Regions from separate parts of the Homo sapiens genome. Here region 1 is linked to region 2. The links are chromatin loops, found by intact Hi-C in ENCODE. Cell type or tissue: PC-3. All regions are shown on one strand. Links, peaks and the distances in the headings refer to the core of each region. The heading gives the core; the rest is flanking DNA. Region 1 overlaps ULK4 (unc-51 like kinase 4). Region 2 overlaps ULK4 (unc-51 like kinase 4).

What was found. Hi-C counts contacts between places; a loop is a spot of excess contacts. Peaks named below come from ENCODE experiments on the same cell type or tissue, not always from the same donor. Only the 100,000 strongest peaks of a DNase experiment are listed, where the experiment ranks them.
Region 1: it touches region 2 in a loop (2.4-fold over the local background); 2 of 110 quality-filtered maps call a loop at or near these places.

The regions. Positions count from the first base shown.
Region 1 is chr3:41,317,949-41,333,800 of GRCh38, forward strand. All of the region lies in intron 35 of ULK4 (unc-51 like kinase 4), which reads right to left. Among named protein-coding and RNA genes, the nearest start is that of CTNNB1, 130 kb to the left of the region's middle. In PC-3, for the core only: no CTCF peak of the experiment used is centred there; a DNase peak (open chromatin) is centred at 9,963.
Region 2 is chr3:41,260,845-41,276,696 of GRCh38, forward strand. All of the region lies in intron 35 of ULK4 (unc-51 like kinase 4), which reads right to left. It overlaps LOC105377046 (a long non-coding RNA gene), which reads left to right. Exons shown (of 3, transcript XR_001740666.3): 3 at 502-4,878. Among named protein-coding and RNA genes, the nearest start is that of CTNNB1, 69 kb to the left of the region's middle. In PC-3, for the core only: no CTCF peak of the experiment used is centred there; a DNase peak (open chromatin) is centred at 7,397; H3K27ac peaks cover 1,037 bases.

The sequences.
Region 1 (15,852 bases), core at 5,229-13,228, 59 kb after region 2:
CTGCAGGGAATTAGTCACTTGACCTCCCTCCTCTTGGCAGTGCCATTTCATTGACCCTTTAAACTAATCGCTATATCTACCACTGTTGTCCCAGAGGTTAAGGTAAATTATTAATGAGTTTAAAGGCAAAAGTTGCTCTCAACTCTTTATCTTATCTCTTGAGAAAATCCTAATGGGGGAAATTATAGTTAAAAAAAAATAAGATAGAAAAAATGACTTTCCTCAGTTCTTCCATTCCATGAATGTTGTGAGAAATAAATAGTAATAGATGGCATTTTCTCTAGCATAGAGAGTTAAGAAGATTTTTTTTTAATTAGAGTCTCAAAAAAATTCAATTTGTAGGACAAGTTTGGTATTTTAACTTTAAGAAGTCCACATTGGTTTGAACTGGGTTGTTAGGTTTGTTTTTAAAAACAACTGTTTGCATATTTTAGTAAAAATATATAATTAGATTTGGGTTTAAATTCAGTAAGTAGGCACAGTTGTATCTAGTTTTGTGTTCAAAACTTCAGTTTTCTTAAGTATACTTAAAACTTAATTAGTACTGAGAGTCAAAATAAAGATTTGGAAGAAATGCCACAAAAAAAAGGGTCTGTGTTTTGCATTGCATCTGCTATTATCCTAAGATATTTTAATGAGAATCTTCTCTATAGTTAGAGTACTATGCAGAGTGCTAGTACAAAGAAAGGTCCAGTGCTTGTGGTGTGTCCTGAGGGAAATCCTGATGAGCAGGGTCAGCCAGCCACCTGAGTCATCCCGGAGTGACAGCAGCAGGCAATAGGCAGTGTGTGGTCTGTGAGGTCAGAGCAATTCTAGAAAAACAACTTGGATGTGGTTGATCGATATTCTGGATCCAGTCATGGCTTGCAAAGAAAATAGCTGTATTTGGAATGAAGAGGACTTAATCAGTGATGCCCCTTTATAACCTGTAAAAGATGACAGATCCATCCAGAAACTCAAACCTACTTCCAGTGTATGTTAATTTGGTTCTAAAAAGAACTACGGTATGGAAGAATCAGTAACACTGATTATATTATGGTGGATTTGGGAAAATAAAAGATTGGGTCTGAAAAGATATGATTAACTGTAAAACAGGTCTATGAAAATGAGTTTAGGTATTTCTTGCATGACTTCTAGAAATAGGGTCTTTATTTTACTTACATGTAATATTAAAGGTAGTGCAACACATTTAACTGGCAGTGCAGAGGCTATGGCAACCTTTGGAATGGACTTGCAAGCTGCATTATTCTGCCAGGTGCACCTGGGCATCTTCGTGTGGGGGCACTACGAACTAGTACAATGAAGTGCTTGTGACTTAAACTCTTCAACTTATATACTCTTCAATTTACACACAAGATGGTCTCCATCCCAAGAGCTGTTAGGATGCCTTGTTTCTACTGAGTTCTCAATGGCTCAAAAAGGCTAAAAGCACTCTTCATATGTCCATGATTATCTGATTATCATAATTCATCAAGAATTAGCCAAGTGTTTAAGTACTGTCAATTTCAAGAGTCCAGATCAAAAGGGAGAACCTACAGGCCTCTGACTCTGAAAATCTAGGTTTTATTAAATAAGAGGAAGCCTTCACATTAATTGTTTTACTATACTAGACACATCTTGGTACATGGTCAAAGTAGGATACCATCATGTCCAATCTGCCAAAGCAAAGGCTATCATATCACCATATTCATTTTTTAAACATCTAACATTTATTTGGTGTTTACCATGTGCCTGATACTTTTCTAAATACTTTATATGTATTAATCTCATGTAATCCTCATAAGAACTACATGGGAGAAGTATTACTATTGTGTCCAATTTATTGATCTGGAAATGGAGATTCAAAGAGGTTAAATAACTCTCCCAGAAACATTACATGAATAAATGGTGGAGCCAGAGCCAGTGAATTAATAAATGGAGAGCCCAAGCCTTCTATTGGGTTATTGACAACAGCCCAATCACTATTCTACCAGTAGTAAAATCAACTGCCATTGATTCCATAGTTTCTTCACGTACAAAACTTTCTCATAACTTAAAGTTCAGTAGTGATATAAATATGTTATATTTTAAATATGTTTAAGGATTTAAACGATAATAAACTTGTGTTTTCTTCAAATTATGGAATATGCTACACATGATTGGAGAATCTGCTGCTTGAATTCTGATTCTAGCTCTGCTGTTTACTGGTTATGTGACTTAAAGAAAACTCTTCTAGTGGCTTTGAGCTTCTGTTTCCCCAACTATAGATTTCTCAGGAGGATGAAGGGTAGGGTATATATGAAGTACTCACCTCTTCCTGGGCACTCAACAAAGGGTAGCCATTATAATTATGAGATAATCCAGGGGAAAGTCCTGTGTAAACCATGCTCTGTAACGCAGGGATGCCACTATTATTACCTTGATAGTGATGACAAATGTGATAATACAAGTCAACTGTTGCAAGATCATAACCCATTTTTCAATAACAAGGAGAGTAGTTGCATCCCGGAGAGCCTAATAAGTCTAGCGTAAATTCCTCCAGTTTCCATGGGGCTGAGGAAGCCACCGAACTTGCCCGGCCCCAGAACCTAGGCTGGCCACGGGGAACAACTTCTTCCTGCCACTGTCCTGGACAAGAATCCTTCTCAATTTTGAATATTCTTCTCAAGTGATCCCAAGAGGCCTATCCTTTAAATAAGCCATCTAGGGCTGGGTGCAGCGGCTCATGCCTGTAATCCCAGCACTTTGAGAGGCTGAGGCAGGCGGATTACTTGAGGTCAGGAGTTCCAGATCAGCCTGGCCAACACGGTGAAACCCTGTCTCTGCTATAAATACAAAAATTAGCTGGGCATGGTGGTGCGCACCTGTAATCCCAGCTACTCAGGAGGCTGAGGCAGGAGGATCACTTGAACCTGGGAGGTAGAGGTTGCAGTGAGCCAAGATCGCGCCACTGCACTCCAGCCTGGGTGACAGAGTGACACTGTCTCAAAATAATAAAATAAAATAAAAATAAATAAGCCAGGTAGGCTGCTCTGGAACAAGTTTTAAGATGCAGCAATTTAATGCAATGATATCTCACTGCCTTTTTTTTTTGTTAAGCCTGGAAACTGTCCATGGATCTTAATTGCCAGGCCTCTCTGGTTCTTACTTTTTCCCTTTATAATGCAACGAACTTGCACCCCGGGAAGGTGCTTCCTCCCAAGATCTCACATTTCTATTAACGACCTCAGGGGGCCCCTTTAAAAGAAGAGAAGAGGTGTTAATTAGGGTGGTAACAGCCTCAAAAAACCCTTTTCTAGTCCTCAGAAGAATCAGTGCCTGTTGGAAACTCAGCATTAGTGTGAAAAGAGATAGGGATATAAAATATTCAACAACTTTTCCGTGTAGAAACCTTGCTTCCCACAACCCTACTGCAATGACTATAGTACCCAGTGGCTGGATTGGTGTAGCAGGTATATTTTCCACTGCATTCCCTTTGCTCAAAGTCCCTTACTTGTGTTGTCGTGGATGGTGTCCTTTAAAGTGATATATCTGCTATGATTGTGTTACAGTAGGTAGTCAGACATGAGCAGGGCAGGAGACTCCCCACACCACCCAGGAATGTGAGGCGACCATCACGTGATGGTCAGGCAGTTGTTAACTGTCTCTCTAAAACCATAACTGTTCTCAGCCAGAGCGAGGGAAAGACAGTCAGTCTCCCAACAGATAAAACCTGAAACTGGTGATCAGAAGCTTCCTGATAGGAGTCGGGTGAGTGGGCTCAAGCATGTGCACTAAGAGGCAAAATGGTGGAGTTTAACAAGTGTATGACCTTTCCTGAGGAACACTTGATTGGTAAGGGAAAAACGCCTCAAGTGAGCATGCGTACCACTTTAGTAAACACTCTGTGCCTGCGGCCCCTCCCAAGTGTTGGCAGGCCACTGTGCATGCGGACAGCCCACCCCAAGAGAAGAATCAGGGGAGAAGAGATGCAGACCTCCAAAGTATGCCAACCTACAAGACCTCAAGTCAAACCACACACTTGAATCTCTCAAGTCATCCTCTTGGCCCTCTTCCAGTGTACTTTACTTCTTTTCATTCCTGCTCTAAAGCTTTTATTTTATTTTATTTTATTTATTTATTTTGAGAGAGTCTCACTCTGTCACCCAGGCTGGAGTGCAGTGGCGCGATCTCGGCTCACTACAACCTCCACCTCCTGGGTTCAAGCAGTTGTTGTGCCTCAGCCTCCTGAGTAGGTGGGACAACGAGTGTGCACCACCACGCCCTGCTCCTTTTTGTAATTTTAGTAGAGATGGGGTTTCACCCTGTTGGCCAGGCTGGTCTGGAACTCCTGGCCTCAAGCAATCCACCTGCCTCAGCCTCCCAAACTGCTGGGATTACAGGCATGTGCCACACTGCCTGGCCTCTAAAGCTTTTTTAATAAACGTTCACTCCTGCTCTAAAACTTGCCTCCGTCTCTCCCTCTGCCTTATGCCCCTCAGACAAATTTTTCTGAGGAGGCAATAATTGAGGTTGCTGTAGACCCGTATGGATTCGCTGCTGCTAACAATTTGACCCACATAAGATAGTATCTCTCAAAGTACTAACTGCAGACCACCTGCACTGGATAAAAAGCAGATTACTGAGTCCCACCCTAACCTAATGAACCAGAATCTCACCAGGGATCAAGAAGCTACATTTCTTCAAAGCTCCCTGGTAATTCCCACAAACACTAATGTTTGAGAGCCGATGGAATAAGAAATAATGAATTCTTACTTCTTTCCAAGCTATTTAATGCTCAGCAGATATTGGTTGCTAGACTACATCTCAAACATATTAAACTGTATCCAATATTTTTACTTCGCTCAAACAAAACCAGAAATAAATGTGTGCCAAAGATTTACAGGATGACATTTCAAAAATTATGGTGAGAACAAGGCATATTGTAGAAGGTTATCTTTATGACTAGGGATTAGGGAAAGACTTCTTAAGCAAGGCTCCACAAGTATATATAATAGCCGTGTGTGTGTGTACCATTTTTTTTTTTTGAGACGGAGTTTTGCTTTTGTTGCCCAGGCTGGAGTGCAATGGCCCAATCTCGGCTCACCGCAACTTCTGCCTCCCAGGTTCAAGCAATTCTCCTGCCTCAGCCTCTTGAGTAGCTGGGATTACAGGCGTGCACCACCATGCCCGGCTAATTTTGTATTTTTAGTAGAGATGAGGTTTCTCCATGTTGGTCAGGCTGGTCGTGAACTCCCGACCTCAGGTGATCTGCCCGCCTTGGCCTTCCAAAGTGTTGGGATTACAGGCATGAGCCACCATGCCCGGCCATTCTTTTAAACTCCTTCCATGTTGCCATACACACACACGTCAAAGGCATATTCAAGGACATATATTAAATTCATTAGAGTGGGGATGGGGGAATGGGAGTGAATATTGAAGGGGAAGGAAAAAAAATTAAATCCCGACCCCTTCCTGAACAATAACACACACACACACACACACACACACACACACACACACACACACACACCAAAAACCAAAAAAACAGAGGCATGGTACTTCTGTCTAGTGAGAAAAACTTTAAATTTAGCTATACAACAGAGAAATGAAGATTTTTGCTAATTAGGGTTTATACTACTGACTAAAGATCTTCATTGGTCTCAGCACTACTACACCATAGAAAGCAAATTCTTTACCAGCTGGCCAGGAGCTGATCCAGGAAACCCACACCCATGCACATAGCTTTGCCTTCTGCCCCCGACCCCCCTCCCAGTGTCCTGTCCAAATCTCACTCCCACGAGTGCTTACAGATGGAGTAAAAAGCAGACACAGTGTAAGGGGGTTGCATTAAGGGTGTTTCTATTGAGTCAACAGAAAGTAACAAGCAAAAACTGCAATTTAAAAGCACCAAGGCATAGAGAGACTTTAGGATTTAAAAAAAATAGAAAAATAAATAGATTTGAAATGTTTCCCCTTTTTTGTGAATGGCATAGGTCAGTTACTTCCCTGGGTTCATAAACTGAGAAGGCACCGAAGCTTGCACCTGGTTATCTTCAGCTTTTTCATGATCCAGCAGCATTTCTGTTATTTCACTTTAAGGGATTATGCCTGTCACTGCAGGACCAGCCCAGCAGGAAGCCAGGTCAGCCCAAGCTCAGGGTTCTGAGGTCATGGTTACTTCAGCTGGGGCCTTAGCATCAAGAAGGCAGCCCATTCTCTTCCTTTCAATTCACTGAGCAGGTTCTGAGACTCTGGTGTGCCCAGCTTGTGCTCAGGACCCAAAGGGACATAAAGAAGATGTAGGCCTTGCTCCTAGGAAGGAGACATCTAGTTGTGTCACTATACACCTACTGTGCAAAGGCCATTAATCAGTTGTCTGCAAATAAGAAAGCTAAACTGTCTGAGGGGGACCACTGAACACCTGCTTCCTTTATGAGATCTTTTATCCAATTCACTGCATTTACTGAGTGTCTACTCTGCACAGAGCTATACAAATGTCTGTGTACTCTGTGTACACAAAGGCCTATATACTCTATGCACAGAACTATACAAAGGATCCATGCCTTATTTTGCCAGGAAAAGAAAATATGAAGTTAGTAAAAGCTCAAGAATCAGATAAAACTACCATCAGGTAGAGAGGATTCACTGCCAATTAGAGAAGCAGGCACTTAGAGTGCAGACAAGGGGAGGGGGCTTGCTCACCTATTCAGAAGGCAGGTGGAAGTGGCCATGGGCTGTGAAGGACAGAGGGGGTTTGAACAAGTGGAAAGCATGATGGGGGAACAACATAAACAAAAGCAAAGGTTTGAGTGGAAGGTCACCTTCTCTCTCTGGGCCTCCACCTGCCAGCATTTTTCTCTCCTCTCATCACAGGCAATACAACGGCATCTTCCTTCTTCATCTTGTACATTGTGATCTTAGGAGAGTCTCTTTTGGTTTTCTTGTTTTCCAACCAGCGCCTCATGATAAACTATGCACATTTCACTCTTGAGTGGAGGAAGTATACTAAAACATTAAGTTGGAAAAACATAGGCACCACGAGAGTAAAAACAAATGACCATGACCGTCTTTCCAAAGAAGGTAACTACCCAGCCAAATGAGATCATCTACACCAGCAGGAAGATGGGGGAGGACCAGTAGGGCCTGTTACGGTGGTGAGAATGTCCCTGATTTCTTCACAGTGTAACCTACAATTTTCTGATGCTTTAAATGATATGTTTTTCATTAAAGTACAGCTTGACATCATACGCTCAGTCCCTAGTGACTAAAAGATGGGTATAATGGCAATATTCTCCCAGAAATTACAAAGATAACCACCCCTTTTCAAAAAAAATGACAATATCAGAGGTTGTTCACTCAGAAAAGAAACCCAGGAGGTGGGGGTATCTGGGGAGTTTGAAGAATGAAAATGAGCTACAGGTAAACTGGAGACAGAAAAAACTTTTCAAAACCTAAATATAAATACTTCACTGGTTTCCTAAAAGAAAGATCAGAATTGAACTCCATTTATCAAAAGGAAATCAGATTTCATGCTGTTATGTGATAAACACATACTTTTGATGCAAACACTTATCCATTCAGTAAATTCTAGAATATACGTTATTGTTTTGGTGAAAATGGTTTCAAAGAGACTAAAACTGCATGTGAGGAGAAAAGTTTATGACACTGAAGAGGGTGTTTTTAATAAAAGGATGGATTTTATTTTATATATAAAATATATAATAGGCAGGGCACAGTGGCTCATGCCTGTAATCCCAGCACTTTGGGAGGCTGAGGTGGGCAGATTGCCTGAGGTCAGGAGTTCGTGACCAGTCTGGCCAACATGGTGAAACCCTGTCTCTACTAAAAATACAAAAAATATCAGCCAGGCATGGTGGTGGGCACCTGTAATCCCAGCTACTCAGAAGGCTGAGGCAGGTGAATTGCTAGAACCAGGGAGGTGGAGGTTGCAGTGAGCCGAGACTGCACCACTGCACTCCAGCCTGGGTGACACAGCGAGACTCCATCTCAAAATAAATAAATAAATAAGTAATAGATATATAGATATAAATAAATTATATGTATATGAATGCATGTATAAACAAATGGATAAGTAATGAATTATATGTATGATAAAATAAAATCAGGTCTTTATCATATCCCAGGAAAAATCACTCTACACAATGTTTGGGCTCCTGGACCTCCACTGGCTAGGACCATTGGCTTTAGCACACCATAAGCATGGGCAGGGGGGGGCTCCCCAAGAACAGACTGCTCTGATCTTTCTCATTCTCTCTGTAGGCAGCAAATTTACAGCATTCCAATCACGAGTAGTACCATTATACCTCATAAATCAATACAGACAACTCTTCAAATTCGATTCTTAAATACAAGTTTGCAGCTAATTCCTGCAAGAATTTCATTATTAACTGAAGTGCAATTTAGAATCTTTGATTGAAATGCCTGCCCGCTACAATCCCCAGTTCTCTTTAACTAGATTACCCCACATATGTTGAAAAAATGTATTAACCTTAAAGAGAGTTATATTTACATGCATATATACATATATATATATATATATACATACAAGAAAACATACATAGAATAATAATATATGTTACCTCCTCTGTTAACAAAGAGCAAAAAGAAAGTAACAGGTGAAAGGCAGACTTCAGGGAAAAGAAGCTGACAGTCAACAGGGTAGAAGTCTGGGGATTTCTGAATAAAAGAAAAAGGTTACCTGAAATGTGTTTTTTGGCAGTCATGTGTAAAGTACATTTTACATAGTTTTAAGCTGTTTCTAATGGTTTCTTCCTCTCTGTCTCACTTTACCTGGATTAGTGAGGACAGATCGTTTGACTATTTCAAGGCTATTGAGAAATGGTCTTGACAGTGCATGACACTTTCAGAGGGACACAGTAAAAGACACAGAAGACAGGGACATCCATTAGCCAGCCTAGCAATCAGAGGGACCCCCGACTCAGCAGCCAGATTCCCTTTTCATCCCATTAAGAACAGGACCTTTAAGGACACTGTGGCAATGTTTCACGTAAGGGCTCTTGACTAAATGCAATCTCTTGGTCAACTGGTTTAGGAATAACTATATAAAACAGGTCAGTACCTGGTAACATTGCATTTACATGCTAGGCTTTCTGCCCTACTGTTTCCAAGCTTTTCATAAGGTAGATCAGCATAGAATTTTTGCTTTGGGGCTATTTATTTTATTTCTTTTGGTGAAATGACTTTTTAAAAAAAGAGGGTTGGAAATAAATCCCCGGCTTCTAGGAGGGGGAAAAAAGGATGATCTAGAACCTTCTCCATTTACCCTCACATCCTGAGCAATCTATTGGAAGAACGTGTCTTGTTACAGAAAGTCCATAGGGTACTTTCAGGAGCAAATTACACCAAATCCCTGGCCTTTTAATTTACCTTATTACATCAAATGCACTTTTAAATAATGCCAAGAAATTGCCTCCATGGTCATTTATGATTAGTCTCTCTCATTTTTTTCCTATAGAGTCTCTACTACCTCTTATGTCCTCTTGCCCGTATTCTGGCACCTGGTCACTGGCTACCCACCTTCTCTGTAGTTTCCAGAGCCCACACACGTCCAGGACCCACTAAGGGAAGCTGCTTCCAAATTCCTGATTATTAACATAATTAACACCTCTTCATTGTAGAATAGGCCGGTAGTCACCTTTCAACTGCAGCAATTATGGAAATAAGACAGCCAGATGTGTAGTAATTTCATAATAACTATACACCTATGAAGCACCAGAGGAGACTGCAGGTTTCAGACCTGCTTAAGAATGCAGTGATGCTAATTAGGATGATAAGTTGTATTTATGCGGCGCCATCCTGCCCCAGCAACCCAAACTATAATAGCATCAAGGCATACAATTAACAGTCACATATAAAGAGGTACAACATTCAGAACATAAGAGGAACCTTTTCAGAAAGGAGCACAGGCAGAGGGAAAGCTTAAGACATGTCAGCATTTATTTTCTTGCGGAACAGGCTGTTCCAGTGAGTCAGAGGTGACGGCACAAAAATCAAAGTCAAACATCTCTCTTCTTAAGTCGTTTGGAAAGAGGGACTATACTACTGACAAAGATAAAGACTTGGCAAGTCAGAGCCTGAGACTGGGAAAAATGGTGGATATGCCAGATGTCAGACCCCTGCAGGATGCAAAATGATCTGAAGAGTGGAACGGCCAGCCCTAAAAAGATGCAACTGAATGGGATAAATGCAGGGTTCTACAGTGAAAGACAAAAAACCTACTCCTGTCGAACATTATGGGGAGTTCTCAGCAGCATGTGCAAAAAGACAATCTCTGGGCACTTTGAGTCCACAGAGTGATATGGCTTCTAGAGGTGGCCCTGTGACCCTGGCATCATCAATAGAAAAACCATGTTAGGATTAGTAAGAGGGCCAACTAGCTCTGTTTCCTATTATCAGACCACAGATGGAGAATCATGTTCACTTCTGACCAACGCATTTTCAGAGGGATGCAAAAAACGAGACAGTAGACAAAAGAGACCAGAGGAGTGGAGAGTGTAGAAACCAGGATGAGAAAAGAAGCAGTTCAGAGGAGAAATGAGAGAGGCAAGAGCAGAGAGAGGTGACTGCAACATACTGATAGTTTCTAGAGTTGTATTAATTCTACGTGATGCCAGTGAGCAAAATTAGATTCCACTGGTAGAAGTTACAGTGAGAAATTGCAGGCTTCGTAGAAGGCAATATATGTAAATCCAATATAAACTCTTGAAAGGTGCTGAGCTTCCTGATACGAGATTTGTTTAAATAGAAAGTGGACAATCCCTTACAGTTCTCGGGATTGAACTGATCCCCCAGGCAGAAGTAAGGGTGAGGCTGGCTCTGGGATTTAGCCAAGGAGAGAAAGCCCCACGGAGTGGGGTGGGCACGTGGTGCTGAACAACCAGAAATCCACAGCCATGTTCTTATGTGGGTTCAGACACATGATATTCTCTGGTTCCTTATTCCTTTATTTGATTTTTTGCTTTTACATTTTTTACTAAATTAACAAATAAAATTGATTTTGTTTATAGTTCTACGAATTTTAACATGTTAATCTCATTCACCACCACAATCAAGATAAAAAACTTTCCACCACTGAAAAAATTCCTTTGTGCTGCCCCTCCTCCCAGACCCTAGTAATCACTGATATCTTCTCTGTCTCCATAGTTTTGTCATGTTGAGAATGTCCTATAAATTCCATTTGAATTACTTAGTATGTAAGCTTTTGATACTGGCTTGTTTCAGTCAGTAAAATGCTCTTGAGATTCATCCAAGTTGCTGCAACGTATCAATACTACAAATTCTTAAACAGAGTATGATGGGGAACATCAACTGGCTACTCTGAAATCTCTGTTTTTTCAGGTTTTCCAAATTTGGCTCAATCTGGGGAGCAGTGACTTCAGTTTAAAGATTATTATAGTATCCACTGCCTCTAGTGATCTCTTTGTATTGATGTTTACTTTTACAGGAACTTTAATTCTAGACAAAAAATGCATGCTCATTGAAAACGGCCAAATGCTTCAGTTCAATACATATATACATGGATAAGAGAATAAAAATTTCCCTTTACAACTTTCACCATTAATGGTTTGACAACAATTCCTCATAGACTCTTTTCTGAACTTATTTTGTTACGTTTGAAAGAAATCTATAAAAAATTGAATCTCACCATAGTTGTACAACCCAGTGTCATAAACATCTTTTCCTATCAATACATCTAGCTCTACCTCATTATTTTTAAGAACTGCACAGTATTCCACTATAAAAATGGACCAAAATTTACATAATAGATATTCCACTGACGAACATTTAGATTGTTTCCAAGTTTTCACTAATACAAGGTAGCAATAAACACCTTTCTTTATATATCTTAGAGATTTTTAATCATTTGAGTGAAAAAATAAAGCTCTTCATAAGAAAGGGTATTTATTAGAAGAGCATATTAGATTTGACAAATGGTATTTAGGAAATAAAAATACAAAAACATATGAGATTACTGACCTGAATTAAAATTCCCTAACTTGTACTAACAGGAAGATGTTTCAGATTAATATCACATTAATTGACCTTATTCCACAGGCCTAGTGGTTCCTCTCTACATAGTTAAACTTGTTTCTCCCCTGAAGTAAAGAGCTGTTTCCTGCCACAGATCTCACAATCCTGCTGTCGCTGAGCTTTCTGCACTCAGTGGACTGGAGACAATGCCAGAGAGATTAGAATTTGCCAGCACAAGGATGTGCCCTATCTCTCCAAACCCCTCACTCCTATTTCCTCCTTATTTCATTCAACCAGCTTCTATTCGCTTGCCTCCTCTCCCAAGCTTCTGGAGTCTCAAAATGCTTTCCCAAGGAAATTAACCCTATACTGACTGCCTTTTCCAAGTTTTACAAATTATCTGACAATCTGAGCACTTCTGGACATTTTCCAAGGCTGGCCACTACTCACATCCCATCCCAATTCCTCAGGCAATGCTTACCTAGACATTTCTTACAGGCAAAACTAAAATTAGGTTATGGCTAACTACTCTCCCACTTTTCTGCAAACCTATTCAGGAATGAGGATTCAGGGACACCAATGGAGCATGGAAATGCAGTTACAAAAGCCATCAATGACGCTGTAAGAAGCTGTACATCACCCTGGTGAGGGGTGACTGGTTAGTCAGAGGGTCAGAGCCAAGTCATAGGCTGAGAAGCCATGTTTACCCCTAAGTCATCTAAAAATATCCAAAGAACCCTTTGTCCCCAGCACTTTGTGGTTTGAAAGACCTTTTATTATGGTAACACTTAGGCCTCATAGTAGTTCCAGGCAGCAGAGCTGAGGCTCTGGGAGTAGTCTAGCCAAGGCCATGGCAGTAGTCTGAGGTTCTGGGTTTTTACAATGTCATGCTGTCATGCTTACATTGGCTACAGAGGTCAGAGAGAAGCAGGGTGAGGAGGTCAAAGGAAGGTGGAAGAGGCCAGGAGAAGTGGCCAATCTCTGCCAGTCTCTACTGGGTGTCATGTGAGATCTGCAGCTTAGCATTTGGCATTGCAGTTTCCCAAGACTAAAGGGTCTGCTTATTTAACACATACACACCTCCTGAAAACACCAAAGCAGCTTCAAGGCCACTGCTCTTGGGCTGTTACTAAACTCCCTAGTGAACTCTTTTAGGCACAGTAGCCACTTGGGTGAAAGAAGGCAGCTACCCGCAAGCCAACTTGGATATCTGTTAGCACTGTAGGTCTGGCGGGCAAGTATTCATTAGGGTTCAAGATCTAGTTAGTCTGACTTGTACCAAGCAGATGTCCAGCTGGGGGCAGGGAGCACTTCTGGCCCACAACTGAGGAAATGGCACAGCAGTGATGCATGTAAGAGACATTAAGAGAGCAGAAACACTTGGCCAAGTCAGTTCACACTGGGTGTGTACTCTAAGGTTCTCGACAGCTAATCTACTCCAATTATCTAAAGCAAATGGAGTGTTCTTGGGATAATAATGTGTGCAATTACAGAATAAAACCTGACTGTTTAATATTAATTCCTTGCCTTTAGATCCTTGGTAAAAAGTGAAAACAAGAAGAAAAATATCTGTCTAAGGTTTTTCCAATGCTTTTTATTTCCTGTCCAATCTCCAATCCCAGGATACCGAAAGTGTCACAACATCATTTAGGATTCCTCGGTTTTTCATTTTATTCTATATTTATTTACACATTTTCTTAATTATTTTACAGATTCAAGGTAGAAATAAACTTTTTTTGTGTGATCCTCTTCCCTCACCACTCACCATCATCTTTGCCAAATTCACAGAATCTCTAAAGTTGTTTTGAGACGAATTTCTTAGCACTTAGTTTCATCCATCTGGATCGTTTAATGAGTGTTCCCTGAAAATTCAATTAGTCTCTGTTTGACTGGCTGTCAATTACTTCTGATTCTTCCTTGGTGCCTTATAAACAGCAGGTGATCAATGGATGTTTGTTAATATGGATTAAGTAGATATAAGATTAGAAGGAAATATACCAAAATTATAACTAATAATTTATCTAGGACTATGGTATGATTTTTCTTTTCACCTGACTATCTTCCAAAGCTTTCTATATGCTAAAATAAATAGTTGTTAAAATAAAATGTGAAATTGTATAGGCTGTAGAAATACAAGCCATTAATTAAATTTAGATCTTGGGATGTCCAATCTTAAAAGTTCATGACTCTTTCTTTAGTACCCATTGGAAATCTGAGTGTGGCCACTGTGTAGAGTGCAGGATAGGGTTGATTGCTCTAATAAGCAGAGATTCTCCAGCCAAGAGGAAAAAAAAAAACAAAAAACAAACCAAGAAACCTATGTTTCCATTTCAAAGCTTATCTATTCCAAAAGCACCGATTATAAAGCAGATCTGGGGCTACAATAACATTTGTGAATTCCAATCAAACATTCAAATGATTTTAGGAAAGTTCTGGAAAATAGTTAACTCCAAGCATGAATCAACTTGATTTCATCATGGTTATGACACTTTGTGCTACAAAAGGATGATATTTTCAGCTTCCCACCTTCCCAATGGCAGTCTTGATGGGAAGCTAGAAATCTTAACTGCTCAACGGGTTAAGTCTGTACTGCTTTGCTTGGATGAGCAGATGGCGTGGCAGGCAATATAAAAGTCACTTAAGATCTTTTCTTTAAGAAGGTTAGTACTTATCTTTGAAATCTTTAGACAACTTTAACCAAAATTTAAAGAATCTTATATTTTTGTAATAATTTCCACTTTTATTTTAGATTCAGGGGGTATATGTGCAGGTTTGTTATGTGAACATATTGTGTGATGCTGAGGTTTGGGGTATGATTGATCTTGTCACCCAGATAGTGAGCACAGTACCCAATGGTTAGTTTTCAACCCTCTCCCCTGACTCCCTTCCTTCCCCCTCTAGTAGTCCTCTGTGTCTATTGTTGCCATCTTTATGTTCAGGAGTACCCAATGTTTTGTTCCCACTTACAAGTGAGAACATGCAGTATTTGGTGATCTGTTTCTGCGTTTAACCAACTTTTAAAAATATTTTCTAGTCATCTCATCTGAAACAAAGAACAAATGTTTTTCCAACAAAGCATTGCACAGTGAGATCCAGAGGATGCGATAATAACACACTTCTAGGTAATTTATGCAAAGCCATGATAAACCCCAACAACATGAGAAAGAATCTTTCTTGAAGGTTCCATCTGTATCAGAAGCAGAATAAATTGAAGATATCATCTACAGGTATTTCAGAGTAAGCACTGAATTGGATCCTGTGGACAAATGTGGCCTAGACAGTTTCAAAATGAAAACTAATGGCCAGTGGGACCATGGAAGTTAATGTTATGACAGCAAAGCCCAAGCTACCACACGCAGCCTCAACATGCCTGTACTCACAAAGAGGATCTGGTGCTTGGCAGTCACTGCTCATTTCTATCTGTGATTGGGATACCTTTTACATTCCTTTCAACAGAGACATACTGTAAATTGCTGAAAAATTAGTTCTGAGAAGTTGGATACAAATCAGATTTGGGGGATCTCTACTGGGCACTGGCTTGGGGAAAGAGAACCAAAATCAGCGGATGTTTCTCACTCACCCTGGCCAGCATTACTCTTTCTTTGTCTTGGTGTCTGCTACCTTTTTAGTCCTGAAATCTTGCACATCTTACCTAAGGGTAAGCAAGGGTAGTGCCACCTTGTGACAAGTTTCATTTTTCTTAGTCTAAAACATTTCTTTTATTCTTTTGTGATCTAGGCAAGAGTTGAACAGAGCTGTTTTACTCTTCACCTGTTTGCTATGTAGGATATATAGACAGGGCTGGGATGCTGGCTGTTCGGGATAGAAACAGTAGAAAATAAACCAATTTGGCAGCACATCAGAATCGCGGGGAACATT
Region 2 (15,852 bases), core at 3,520-11,519:
CAGGAGGACCACTATGTGAGGCGGTCTGTCACCCTCTGCATGAAGCACAGCTTTGCTTTAGCTCACTGGGAGGCCCCAAGCATACTGAGGCCTGAGGAAGTGGTGGCATCTGGAATACAGTGATTCCTCAAGGTGAAGGAAGCTGGGAGAGGAAAGGAAGAAAACAGCAGATGACCTCTTGTTCAAGGGCAGCGATGAGTCTCCATGTGGTGTACTCCAGACAAACCGGGTAGGAGAGGGGAGTACACAGGGCATTAGTAGATGTGCGGGGGCAAAGTTGACAAAACCCAGATTTCAGGTAGAAACTGTTGGATTCACTTTTACCTATAGGATTAAATAAGTAAAAAGCCTTGGAGTAAAACGGCTTGGGATTTGCGTCAAGAAAGGAAATTAACATTTCTGAGCACCTACTATATTCAGGAATAGAGTTAACTGCTTTCAAACATATAATTTTCTTTTTGACAACTTGAAAAACAAGTATTAACTGTGCTCACTTTACAGATGAGAAAATGAAGGCTAGGAGGGCTCATGTGACTTGTCCAAGGTCAGCTAGCCAGCAAGCAGTGGCACTGAGATTTAACCCAGTCCCCTCAACTTCAAGATCCACACTCATCCCTTGAGACCACGGCATCTTCACATCTGCCACTAAGTACCTGGCAAAGTTGTTGGCTGATTGGCTGATTTAAAAAAGTAAGCAACTGACTAAGCCGTGTTTCTAGCCCCACTGCCTACATGTTGTGTTATCTTGTATAAATGGCTTGCACTGCTCTGCCGGCCATCTCTTGTAAATTGCATAGCGCCCTTTGCTCCCCCAGTCATTGTTGCTCATCCTCATCATTTCCAGGCAAAGCAGGAACCGCAGAATCTCTCTCCCAGATGGAAATGGAAGTTGTTGCTCTTGACCAAAGGAGTCTGTGGATCCTGTGTACTGTCCAGTAAGCTGTTCCTGATATGGAGAGCACCATACTTTTGGCAACTTCTTTCAGGCTTGGCTACCAAAGGCTTTGCACATCTCTCCTGGCGCTCTTAGATGGAGGTCCGTCTTTGCTGGTGATGAGAAGTGAATCAACAGTTTGCTGGGTAGCCACTGTGGGCCATTATCTCATGTTCTCTTCACAGTGACCCTATGAGGAACATCTTCCATGATCACACGTTAGAGACAGGGTGAGGCGGTGATTAGTAGTGGAGTTGGGATGGAGGCCCAGATTGGGCAGCTCTCTCCTGCATCCCACCCCATTGTTGCTCTGCCTTCCCTCCATTGCTTCCTGCCCCAGTCACCATGTTGCCCTTTGCCTCTCCCCATGAAGGGTGTGGCTGCAGGAGCACCAGGCGAGAGACAGGGCCGGTGTCCAACTGGGGAAGCCGGGAGTTGACATTTCCATGAGTAGTGAGGAGGCTGACATTCTGCCATGGGGGGAGCTAGTCCCAGCTTCCAGGGGCCCAGGTTCCCAAGGAAATAGCTTGGCCTGTATTTAAGACAGAAGCCTCTCAAACTGGGGTCAAAGTAAGGAACACTGCTCCTTTCCACTGACATTTCCAGATTTGGAGATGCAGCGTGCAAAGGAGGATGATGGTAAGCTAGCGTTTGAATGATCAAAGGGCACACTTTGGTGAGAGCAAAGCAGTGTTGAAGGACTTTCTTCTTTCTCTTGACCTTTATTTCCTCCTCCTGGGGTCTGTATGTTCCCTTAACTTAGCCTGACACCTCCATTCACCTCTCTTGCCCAAACTCCTCTCTGTACCTGTGGGCACCTGCCAAGTCTAGAGGCTACAGAAGTAACATGCGGAGGATTTGAATGTTTTTCTTTTTCACCCCATAAGACATGATTATTTTCTAAGAGAAAATTATCCATAGCTACCTCCTTTCTTCATTTTAGGCCAACCAGTTCTCTCAGCTCTCTGCAGGGCAGTAAAAATGCCCTTATTGCTTAGAAACTGTTCATAATTACATCAGTTTCTGGCCATTAAGTCCCATAAGTCTAAAATGTTGAATATAATATAGCTGCTTTGGGAAGTCTTTTAGGCCTGATCCAACTAACTAACTACAACAGCCAGTTCCAAAATAAGTGAGGACACAGTTTTAATTGGCAAAAAATTATGATGTGGACTTTTTGTAGATATAAAAATAAATGGGAGGTTGGCCCAAAGTAAGTTCTGGTGAAATACAGGATCAGGACTACCGTTTTGCCCAGGAGGACCCAAACCAAGCACTTAGAAAAGCACGAGAGCATAGATTTCTAAGGCACTGGCATGAGGATGTCAACTATGGATGTGGCTGGAATTATTTCCTCACAAGAAAAAATACTTGGGGTGGTAACCAAAGTGGGATAGCTTCGGTCATAAGAAGTGAGGAACAGTGTATCTATCACGCAAACCTGATCCAAGCAAATACTAACCAGTCCTTAGGAATGCTATATGGGGTCATAGTGAGCTGTGTATTTGACAACAGAGTCACTGATTTTGTGTTGAGAGTGTTTGTGTGATAGGGAGGGCTCTGAGGTGGGAAACGGGAGGGAGATAAGAGAAAGAGCTTAACAGGGCCTGTTTCCAGCCCCTTCTCTGAACCTCCCACTGGATGGAGGGAAGCAAAGTAGAGCCATGTCAAGTCAACTTGGCTAAAAAAGCCCACAGCTTCCTTCTTTCCCCAGTTCCTCACTCGACAAGGTAAGGATACTATCAGCCACTAAACCACTCTGCAGTGATTCAGCCACTATACATAGGGACAATCAGGAAAATACTCATAATATAAAGTAAAAAAACACACAATATAAAAACATGCATGGACCATGACTGCAAGGATATGCAATAAATATCATACATCCTGAATTTGAGACCTCCAGTGTCGTAAGAAAGTGCCACCAAATCCTCACACCCAAGGCCCTCAGTCTAGTCAAAGGTGGGCAGAAAAGCAATCACAATCACACATGAGATGCATACACATGAAAAGCTCTTTTGGCAACTGTAAAGGATCCTACAAATATTAGCATGATTCTATGGTCAATAGGACAGTGTGTATTGAGCACCTATGTGTTGGACTCTGTTTAGATTCTGGAGAAATAGCAGGGGGTGCCGGGTGTCAAGTCAGAGCTTCCACCTTGAGAAACACAATTAAAAAGTAAACAAATACAATAATTTGAGATGCTGATAGGTGTCATGAAGAAAGTAAAGGAGGGGAGAGAAGAACAATGGTGTGAGGTCAGCCAGGACAGTCTCCCTGAGGAGGTGACACATAAGCCAAGGGTAGAATGATGAGAAAGAACCAGCCATGAGAACATGTGAGGGACTTATATTGTAAAAAGGGGTGATAGCAGCAACCATGAAGGCCTGAAGTGGGAACAGGTGAGGCAGAGATTTTTTAAAGGTTGCAGAAGCAGGGACCAGCTGGAAGCCAGAAGCCAGTTAGGAGGGACTTTGGGAATGGTCCAGGTGAGAGGCAACAGGATGAGGCACAACATCCAGGAACTCACATGCCAGCGCCAGATCCCTAACCACGCTGACACAGTGCCTCCTCCCCTGCCTTCCAATGACCCTTCAATTGAGCAGAGGTAAGATGCCGTGTGGCCCTTTGTCCTCAGTGGCAGAAGCAGTGCCTTGGTGGAGGTGTGAGCCAGCAGGTGGCTGTTGGGGTGGGCATGCCACATAAGCCACGCATTTTAGACCCTCTCTTGTAGGGCTAAATGCTGAAATAGTCCCATTCTGAGCAAACAGGAGAAGAGTCTGCCTCATCAACCATATGGAAACAGAACCTGTGAGATTCCTATCAGAAATAAAGTCACTCAAGTACTCTTCAAAGAAGGGGAAAAAAAGAGTTTCCATTTGAAAATGGGCAATATGATTACATATTCTCTGATTTGGAAGGAGATGGATTAATCGACAATTATAAGCAATCTCTTCAACAGATTATATTAGATGAGCATTCTATTTTTTGGTAACTTTTAATACATGGTGGAATTTTTACGTGAAGTCTTCAGCCTCTCCTTGAAACTCATGTTACAACTGGAGGAAAAAGTCAGTCAGTTATGGCCAGCTGTAATTTCTGCCCTTAATAACATGCTCTACTGAGCAAAAACACCTCTGCTGCAGTGAATCCCCAGTGTGGAAGGGAGACTTGTGACAGGGCACAGGGCTGGGGCCTAAGACCTAATCCCCACAGGCCCTCAGAGAAACCACCATAAAGAACTCCAGAGGCATCAAGTTGGGATTTATAAGGCAGGACAGAAGGACTCCACGACTTTGGGACACGAGGTGGCCAGGCCTGGAGAGTGGAGGCTGGGCCAGCACTGCAGAATCCTCAGCCTGGACTGGGCACCGAGCCTCAGTCAGGAGGGCAGGTAGGGGACCATCTCAGATCCACGGCCACAGGGGGCCACGGCCAGCCAAAGTGTGAACCCAAGGTGGCCAGCTCTGAGAATGATCTGCATGCTTCCTAGGACTGAGGGCAGCCACGTTTGTGAGACACACCGTCACCTCGGGCCCTTGCTGAGCATGAGTCACAGCCAGGCGGAGTGCAGCTGGGCACCCACTGGAAACAGCTGGTAGGGCCACGCAAACTCAGTCATTTGCTCTGTCCTCCAGACTTCACCTCATACTTCTGTGGCTCTCTAATGAAACATTAGGGGCCGCCAAAATTCCTTCAAATTAATAAAATTGGGAGGAAAATAAAATGGAAAGGAAAATTGAAGCACACTTGGTTTACATTATTAAAGCCGTCAGGCACCAATTAATCAAAATCTAGGCCTGATATTGACTACTGGACAGCTGAAAATTCCCATGGTGGCTGTTATTTTTGTTGAGGGACTTGATCAAATACCGACTCCATTTGGAAACATTTTATAATGACCGTTTTCAGAAAATGAGCAGCCCCTTTGAGAGATCTCACCCTTCCCTCCCTAAGGCAGGGCCACAGCTTTGAGGACGTTTTTTGCGAAGCCTTTGAGAGTCTGGCTCCAGGAGAAGGGAAGGGAATCGTGAAATCTGTGGGTTTTTACCTCCAAGAGACAGGTCCACTGTCAGCTGACCCAAAAGCATCCATTCTGCACAGCTTGGTGGTGACAAGTAGCTATGTGTGTGGTAGGGGCTTGGAAAACTCCCAGGAGGCATCTGCTGGTCCACACACCCCCTGCTCTGGGTGAATCAGAGGACCACACAGGACCCAGCAGAATGTGTATGCACAGGAAATAACTTTCTGGCTAAGTGTCAAATCGGCCTTGAGATAAAATTAACTGAAGCAAGGTCTCCCAGGCCTCCAAGGGCAACATCAAAGAGCCCGGATATTCCTCTCTAAAAGGCTTTGACAGGCTGAGTGGACCAACCTCCTCAGGCCTCTGCTCTTTATACTTGTGGACAGGCCCAGCCAGAGCAGCGGCTGGTGCAGGTAGCAGGACAGGGTTGGGATCCTGGACTCAAAGGAGTTGTGACCACCATGTAGCAATCACTCCTTCTGGGCAACCCTGGGCACTTGAACAGGACAGCAGAGCTATGGTCCAACTGAATCTCTAATGGGTGAAGCTGATTCTAGAAAAGCCTCAGGCTGGCTGCAGACTCTGCTTACACATTTTTTTGCAGAGCAGAGAAGGATGCATAAAGAGAGGTCTCACAGAGTCAAGGTCCCAGAGCACTGAGACCACTGAGACCAAGAGAGACTCCCTCCCAGTCCAGGTGAGCTACCACGGGGGAATTCTCACGCACAGGCTGTTTGGCTGCAAATACGCTGGACTTTGTCATTGTTTCTTTGCATTTTTCTTGATGGCTTATAATACAAGGTTAGGTCTCTTGGAAGCCTAAGAAGATTATCCAAAAAGGCTGTTTTCAGTTGGGTTAGAGTGTAAATAGCATACAAGTGCTTCATGAACCCCAGTTCAAATTCAAAGGTATTCTTAGAAGGTTTTCATTAAATAAAGGCAGGAAAATAAATTAAGACCAAGAAAATGATTTCAACAGAGGGGTGAAGGGGGAGCTCCTATTCTTCCTTCTTACTGAAGTGCTTCATCCAAACAGCCTCCTTTACTTCCATGGTCCCTTAAAACCACTTTGCTAGGAGTCGACTTATGTGGAGCAAAGGCAATACTAATGGAGGGTGTGGCTCCTCTGTGGCCACTAAGTGGAAAATATAACCCTCTTGCCAGCTACCTCATGTGGCAAGTGTGTGTGTGTGAGTAAATCTGTGTCTCTATTGGGGGGGGGGGGTTTAAGGCTTTTTTTTTTTTTGCTTTTAAGTTCCAGGATACATGTACAGTACATGCAGGTTGGTTACATAGGTATACGTGTGCCACGGTGGTCTGATGCAGCTATTGACCCGTCTTCTAAGTTGCCTCCCCTTGCCCCGCATCCCCCAACAGGCCCTGGTGTGTGATGTTCCCCTCTCTGTGTCCATGTATTCTCATTGTTCAACTCCCACTTATGAGTGAGAACATGCAATATTTGGTCTTCTGTTCCTGTGTTAGTTTGCTGAGGATGATGGCTTCCAGCTTCATCCATGTCCCTGCAAAGGACATGATCTTATTCCTTTTTATGGCTGCATAGTACTCCATGGTGTATATGTACCACATTTTCTTTATCCGGTCTATCATTGGTGGGCATTTGGGTTGGTTCCATGACTTTGCTATTGTAACTAGTACTGCAATAAACATACGTGTGCATGTGTCTCTATAGTAGAATGACTTATATTCCTTTGGGTATATACCCAGTAATGGTATTGCTGGGTCAAATGGTGTTTCTGATTCTAGATCCTTTAAAACTTATCTTGGACACACTCATTTACCCTGAAATAGAGGATATGATGGATGCTAAAAAGGTGACAGTTCTAAATGCCCTACCACTATAAATTCTGCATGACTCTTAGAGCCTAATTTGACATCAGCCACAGTGAAAAGTCCTTAACATGCACTCCTCCTGTCCACACCAGATCAATGAGTCCTGCTGCTACTCTCGTTTACAGATGAGGAAACTGTCACCTCAGGAGGCAAAGTGACTAGCCATGGTCTTCCTGACTTCGAATCCTTGATCTCAACCATCAAAGGACACTGAGAAAGAATGAAGGAGTCAGCAGTTGTAGCTGAGATGTCTACCAGATTGAGAGAGCCCGTGAAATAGGAGTCCAACTGTAGCTGTGTTTGATTCAGTGGCTTCATGGCACAGCCGACTACTTCACATTCATATTCCTCAACTGGGGGTGATTTTGACCCCCAGGAGACATTTGGCAATGTCTGGAAACACTTTTGGTGGTCACAACTGGGGATAAGGGGAGGTGGACTGGCATCTAATGGGTAGAGCCAGAAATGCTGCTATACACTCCATATTGCACAGGACAGTCCCCATGATAAAGAATTATCTGACTCACAATGTCAATAGTGCCGAGGTTGAGAAACCATAGGCTAGACCATCTGATCCATGCTGAGTCACGCTGTGTTGCCTTCTCATGTTACATCAGGATGCCTTTCTTTGAAAGGTTACTAACCACCCTCCCCACTGGACTACAAACCCTTCTTTTCCTCTCTCCTGAGGTTGAAGTCTTGGACCAGCCTTTCTTCCAACACATAATACTCTTACTTCTGCGGTACTTGGGTCAGTGGCTATCACTTGGTTATATCCTGTCCCAGGGTGAACTTGTGCTTCAAGGTCCTTCTGGGCTGCCCAAGGCAGAGAGGTTCTGGCAGACTACCCTTAAATGCCTCACACTCGGCAGGGCATGGTGGCTTATGCCTGTAATCCCAGCACTTTGGGAGACCGAGGCGGGCAGATCATTTGTGGTCAGGAGTTCGAGACCAGTCTGGCCAACATGGTGAAACCCCATCTCTACTAAAAATGCAAAAATTAGCTGGGAATGGTGGTGTGCACCTGCAGTTCCAGCTACTCGGGAGGCTGAGGCAGGAGAACGCTTGAACCCGGGAGATGGAGGCTGCAGTGAGCCGAGATCGCACACTGCACTCCAGCCTGGGTGACAGAGCAAGACTCCGTCTCACACACACACAAAAAAAAAAAAAAAAAAAAAGCCCCACACTCCACCCTCTTCCCAGAAAGTAAAGACGCAGCTCTTCAGATGAAGGCTTTCCACACAGCTGCTACAGAGCCAGCAAGGAGCAGCCTTCAGATGCAGCTCGCGAAGGCCCACCCTCAGCTGCTCCCTGGACCAAGCGCTCACTGGCCACGCTGACCCAACCAACCCAGAAGAGAGACTGTATAGCCTGACTAACTGGCACACACTTGTCACCAGGTAGTTCTTTTCCCCATATGATCCACTTGAGTGAGAATTTGAAACAAGCTTTATTACACACCTCTGAAATTAGCTCTGTATGAGTTTTAGAACATATCAGGATTCTGGCAAAAAGATGTGTGATGAGCAGGACTATTTTGTATTTAGGGTATAATCACTCACAAGTATCCCTTGTAAATGGATAATTCCATCCACCCCCATTAACTTCACTACTAATTTCAATGCAAATCCATGAAAGGAATAAGGTTCCCAGCTGGCAGGAATGTCACATATCGCTCAACATGTCCTTTTACAGGAAATCCTACAAGCAGAGACCTGGCCTATGGTAGATAAATGAGCTCCAGGAATTGATGGTCCTGTACAACAGCACAGTCTTCCAACATCTGGATGAGGTGGCAGAATGCAGCATGATCCAAAGGCTCCCTTAATTGAGGATATTAGGAGGCTACAGTCCATTTCACCCCATTACAAAATGGTGCCATGAGTCAGATGCTACTATTATGAGATACTTTGGTTCATGATAATGAAACATGAGTTAAGGTCATAAGGATTCTAAAGTTGTTTTAATGAAATACAATGTATAAAGATGCAAATTTATGAAAAACAAATTATTATATAGATTATCTACATAAGAGAAGGACCTTCATAGCATCCTTATAAATAGTACAATCTCAATAGTACAAACTTAAAGTTATCCAAATGTAAACATTTGGTTCTACCATTTCTTATAAAGTTAAGTTACCTAATAAAGTGTACAATAAAGTACTTGCACATGACTAATTAAAGAGATGCTGGGGAAAATCCTTAACTCTTTGGGGACTCATCTTTTTGCTACCCTTGGTACTTTGTGATGACTCTACCTCTAGTTGAAAGGTGCAATGAAAATACTATTATCAGTATGAACTGACATGTGCGAAAATTATAAAGTAGACTGTTTTCTATATAAGTTGGAATATATATGTATCATATTAGGATACATACACACACACACAGCATAAACAGACATATACAGCCTAAGATAAGGATGAGCAAAGTTGTTAGCTAAAGTTGGAGGTCATGATATTACTCAGAGAAAAAAAGCGATCTGTCATATGAAATAAAAACTACCTGCTCAAACACAAGGCCCAGAGTCCAGAGAAAAGAGGTGGTGATGCGGCACAGTCAGGCGGGGGAGGATACAAACCCCTAACCAGGAAAGAGTGTGAGAGCTGGGGCTGGAGAGTCATGCTAAGTACTCAATCCATCATTCCCAACCCAGCTGGGGAGCTGTGACTTTGAAGCAAGCCCCTGACTGGCTCCATGTATGTCCACAACTGTCCACTCTTCTCCCCATGGGCCCTAGAGTTGTCCTGCACATTTGTGGGGTCTGGGTCCTTAGAGTCACGAAGCAGAAACAAAGATCTTAAGCCCTTTTCCTTTTCTCTCTATCCCTTTTTTAGTTTTTGTTGTTTTTCTCTGGGTATACAAGCAATAGGGAAGGAATTACCATTTTAAAGTTCAACCTTCTGGATCCAAGGTGGCTTTAGAGGCACATCCTGTTAGTAGCTGGTAATGGTAAGAGCTAACAAGTATTGAGTGCTTACTGTATGCCAGGTACTGTTCTGAAAACTTAGAAATGAATTAGCTCATTTAAGCTTCTGTTAAATACTACTAATGTCCTCATTTTATACGACGAGATCGTGGCAGAAAGGTTAAGTTTCTAAAGAAATAATTAAAAACCTTCCATGGAGTAATTAAAATTTAAATCCCATAAAATGACAAAGTCTGAGAGTAGAGTACATTTTTTACTTCTGTTTATTCATTCGTTCACCAGCAAAAATTATTACAGTAACTTTTTTTCTAAATATAACCATCTTTCTAAACTATTTCTTTAAAGATATACTATTTATATTGACATTGTTTTTACCTAGTTGTTGCAGGGCTTATAAAACTGTGTTTTCTATATTTTTCTATGTCCTTTTTCTATGTCTTTCTCACATTCTACTCTGTCTTAATATACTAATTTTTAACAGCTTTACTGAAGTTTAACTGACATATAGTAAACTATACAATTTGCTAAGTTTGGATATACGTATACAATTGTGAAACCAACACCACATCAAGACAGTGAATATATCCATCATTCCTCATGCCCGTTTGTAATCTCTACCTTCTTCTCCCCACACCCAACTCCACCTTGCAGGTACCCACTGATTTCCTTTCTGTCGTCATATGCTACTTTGCATATCCTAAAACTTTATATAAATGGAATCATACCATATATATTCTTCTCTGGCTTCCTTCATAAACCATAATTATTTTGAGATTTATCCATATTATAGCATGTATCAATAGTTCTTTTTTTTTTTTTTTTGAGACAAAGTTTCACTCTGTTGCCCAGGCTGGAGTACAGTGGTGTGATCTTGGCTCACTGCAACCTCTGCCTCCTGGGTTCAAGCGATTCTTGTGCCTCAGCCTTCCTCTGAGTAGCTAGGATTACAGGCGCCTGCCACCACACTCGGCTAAGTTTTGTATTTTACTAGAGACGGAGTTTCACGATGTTGGCCAGGCTGGTCTCAAACTCCTGACCTCAGGTGATCCACCTGCCTCGGCCTCCCAAAGTGTTGGGATTACAGGCGTGAGCCACTGCAGCTGGCCTACTTCATTCATTTTTATTGCTGAGTAGTATTCTATTGTTTGGATACATCACAGTTTGTCTGATCACCTATTGATTGACATTTGGATTGTTTCCAGATTTGGGCTATTACAAATAAGGCTACTATGAACCCTCATGATTTATATTGAGAACATCATGGTAGTGTAGTTACCATTTCTGATGCTTCTCATTCCTTTGTGCAGATCCAGATTTCTTATTTTTTACTTTTTTATTTTACTTTTTGAGATGGAGTCTCCCTTTGTCACCCAGGCTGGAGTGCAGTGGCATGATCGCGGCTCACTGCAACCTCTGCCTCCCAGGTTCAAGTGATTCTTGTGCCTCAGCCTCCGGAGTAGCTGGAATTGCAGGCATGTGCCACAACACCCAGCTAACTTTTGTATTTTTAGTAGAGATGGGGTTTTGCCATGTTGGCCAGGCTAGTCTCAAACAACTGACCTCAAGTGATCCACCTGCCTCAGCCTCCCAAAGTGCTGGGATTACAGGTGTGAGCCACTGTGCCTGGCCCCAGATTTTAATTTGGTATCATTTTCCTTCTGCCTGAAGGGCTTCCTGTAGTACCAGTCTGCTGGTAATAAATTACTTTACCTTCTGTATACCTGAAAATGTCTTTTGTTGCTTTCAATTTTGAAAGTTTTTTTTTTTTTTTTTTTTTTTTTGCTGGAAATGGAATTCTAGGTTGACAGTTTCTTCCCCCCTCACCCCGCTTTCAATAAAGACGTTGCTTCCTTGTATTCTCACTTGCACTGTTTATAAGAATGTGCCATTATCCTTTGTTCCTCTGCATGTAATGCTTCCTTTTCCACTGGCTGCTTTAAAGATTTTCTCTTTACTACTGGTTTTGTGCAATTTGATCATGATATACCTTGGTGTATTTTTTTTTTTTATGTTTCTAGTGCTTGAGGTTCATTGAGTATATTGGATCTATGGGTTTATAGTTTTCATGAAATTTAGAAAAATTTCAAGCATTATTCCTTCAAATATTTTTGCTACTCTCTTCCATTCTCCCTCTTTCATTAGCTCCAATCACACATGTTAGGACACTTAAAGTTATCCAACAGTTATCTTTATTTATTTCTGTGTTTCATTTTGGATAGCTTCTATACGTTCACACTCAGTAATTTTTCTTCTGCAATATCTAATCTACTGTTAATACCATCCCATGTATTTTTTCCTCAGATATTATAGTTTTCATTTCTAAAAGTTTTCCTTAGGTCTTTTTTCATATCCTCCATGTCTCTGGCTAAAATTTTTGAACATATGGAATAGAGTTGTAACTTTTAACATCCTTGCCTGCCCATTCTAATGTCTGTGTCACTTCTGGATTGGCTTTGATAGACTGTATTTTTCTGCCTCTTTGCATGCCTTATAATCTTTTATTATGAAATTATAAAATTGTATAACATTATAAAATTTACCTTATTGGGTACTTGATATTTTTGTATTCCTAAAAATACTCTTGATCTTTGCTTTCAAATACAGCTGAATTACTAGAAACATTTTGTTTTTTTGAGGTCTTGCTTTTCTGATTTTCTAGGCAAGTCTGAAGCAGTGCTCAATCTAGGACAAATTATTTCCCCTGTTGAGGCAAGACCCTTCTGTGTATTCTACCCTATGCCCCAGGAACTATAAGGTTTTCTAGTTTGCCTGGTGGGAATGGGCACTATTCCTGGCCCTGTACCAGCATGGGGCATTGTTCCCTTTAATCCCTTTGGATGGCTCTTTTCCTGACCTCACATACAGGCACTGATCAGTACTGCTGAAATACTCAAGAGAAACCATCCATACATTTCCAGGGTTCCGCTCCAGTACTGTGTACTATTGAACACTAGCTGTCTTGGTCTCTCTGGACTCAGCTCTGTCTTCTGAACATGGAATCTGTTGGGCCCCACCTCAGTTCCTCTCTCCTATAGTTTAGATACGATTTGTTTGGTCCCATCAAACCTCATGTTGAAATTTGATTGCTAGAGTGGGGGTGTGGGGAGGTGGGGCCTAGTGGGAGGTGTTTGGGTAATGAATGGAGTGGATCGCTCATGAATGGCTTGGGGCTATTCTAGCAGTAGTGAGTTCTTGCTTTTGCAAGACTAAATTAGTTCTCACCAGAATGGACTGGTTCCTGTGAGAGTGGGTTGTTATAAAGCCCCTCAGATTTCCCTCTCTTCACATATGTCTGCTTCCTCCTTGACCTTCTATACCATGTTGTGATACAGCACAAAAGCCCACACCAGAAGCCAGGCCATGCCCTTGAACTACCTTAACCTGCAAAACCGTGGGCGAAATAAACCTCTTTTCTTTATAAATTACCCAGTCTCAGGTATTTTTTTTTTATACTAACACAAAACAAACTAAAGACACCCTCCATATGCTGTGGCCTGTAAACTCTCAAGGCAGTAAGCTGAGGCAATCATAGGACTCACCTGTTTTGTGTGCCATCTCTCAGAGGTCACTATCTTTCACTGCCTGGTGTCCAGTGTCTTGAAAGCCATTGTTTTCTGTATTTTTTTTCCTCTTCTTTTGGCTGTTTCAAGGCAGGAGGGTAAATTTGGGCCCTATTACTCCATCTTGACCAGATACGGAAATTCTCATGGTTGGATACCTGTGATATTTCCAGGTTTCACTTTTGTGCATGTGCATTGGTTTGCCATATATTTTAAGGCTCCACAGTAACACAGACAGCCACTAGTAATTGTTCCCTAAAAATTCTGTGTGGGAATGTCTGAGATGTTTGTGCTCTGCGCTGCCCACTTATCTGACTCTGATACACATCAGTTCAGTCACAGTGGTAATGTTTTCTCTCAAAAAACACAAATTAATCAACTTTTGAAAAAGGTCTAGGGACAGACTCATGGATTTAAAGATGAGTGGCAGCCACAGAACCTTAAATTAAATTGTTATAAGACTATTTTGGCACAGATACAGCCCAATTATTGTGGGCCTTGGCCTAGAATACACGGTTATGACTATATTGAAGCAGAATAAAATTTTGGTGGGCTTGATTTATTAGTTCCCTTAGATTTCTGATATGCCAAACAACCAAAACAGTCAATTCTACTCTATGGAGCTGTGTTCCAATTTGATATTGCTCCAATTTGCTGGCATTTCTCTGAGTCTCATGTATCTCGTGGATTCATGTACCAAGGACTTCTATTTATGTGGTGGCAGGGAAGATAAAAGATTATGAGAAAAGATGCCTCCATGACAGCTACCCGACTCTGCTAAGCCTTTGGATGCAGTGCACTTTCTACTAATGATTCTATGTGGGAATGCCTGAGACATCTGTGCTCTACACTGCCCACTAAACTGGCTCAGAGGCTAACATTCCAATGGGGCCAAAGTACAGTGAACTGGGTTGTCCCACAATCCTCATGAGAAAGACACAGGCAATCTTGTACAGCCTGTGGTGCTTGGGAAACACCCTAGAAGAAGTGACTTATCTATTACTTCCCATAAAGAATGTTTGGACAGTGACAAAGCAGAGTTACTCATGTGTCATTGCTACTTGGGCTTTGGGGATCCTCTGGATCAGTGATCCATTACTACAGAGGAGACCTAGAAGTTCTCTTTACCTTCTGCCAAGTTAGAAACAATTTGCTGGTTGCAAAGAACAGTTCTATAGCACTTTGTTAAGGGTTACAGTAAAGCACTGGTATGGGTTTTGCTTTTGAAAGTATTTGTCTTATTTGACCTGATATTTAGGTGATTTTGAAGCAAACCATTAAGTACACAGAAACAAAACATTAGATCAAAAGATCCAACTTAAAAAGAATGCCTACAAGATCAAAGCCTCTGTTCATCCTCTCTTCCTGCAGGAGTGTCTAGCAGAGGGAGAAAACATTTCTTTTGAGAAATACCCTTTTCAAAGAAAGATTAGAATCTGGCTTTAAGAGAATGGCCAAAGGGTGGGGAGATAGGGGGTGGGAAAAAATCAGTAATGGCATTCAGAGCAAACTTTTTCAGCTACCAGTCCTGACAAGTTGGCATATCCATCAGATGTCTGAATGCTCATGATAGAACAGCCCAGCTACTGGTGAACTTACTTAGAATCTTTCTAACATTTCCAGAGTCCAAGGTGACACCATCTCCCCAAGAAATGTACAGTTCTGCCATTCCCTCCAACTAAGATCAACCCAGCTGCTGCTGCCATCAGCTCCCAGGCAGAACAGGTGGTTAATGATCTGTCCTCATTGGGTATGGGCTTTGTCTATGGATGTATTAAAGAAGGAATATCAACAAAGAATGGGACATCCATGATGCAGAAAGGATGAAGAATTAGCTCCTTTGCCAGCTTCTGATTCCATTCCACAATGACAGAATAGGTAACAAACAGGACTACTGCTGATACCCAGGGGTATGGTTTAGCATCTCAGAAGAGAAAAATGAGCTAGAGAATATGTGTCTGTAAACATCAGATATCTGCCATGCAATGGCTCACCTCAAACTGTGAGAGTTTCAATGCACTGACTAGTTGGTTCTTTCATTCTCCTATAGTTATCTGATGATAGTAAGTAAGGAACACATTTGGCACCCTTACCCCAACTCCAATTTAACAAAAGACTCCTTTCTTCAGAGCTCTGAGGAAACTCTGTCTTCTAGTTACCTTTCCGGACCTTCGAGTCTCCCTCCAGGGCAAACCTTTCACTTCAGATCTTGAGAATCTGTGTTCTCAATTTGTCCCATGACTCAAAGTTTTGGACTCTTCCTTATTCCTTGGACCATCCAGGGGAAAGCTCCAGCCCTTGCACCCTTCACGAGGCTGAGAGGGGACGTCAGAGGATAAAAACATGTGATAGAAAAAGAATAAAAGCTCAAGACAGATTGACTGAAAGGAAAACCTCAGAGCTGAAACAGCTCTTTGTCTTCAGTCTTTTTTAGTATATGACAGGAATGTAACTACATAAAAATTGCATTCTGCAAGGAAACAGCTAATTATAAACAGAACAAAAAAGGAAACAAGAAACTGGGAAAATAGTTGTAACATTTCTCACAA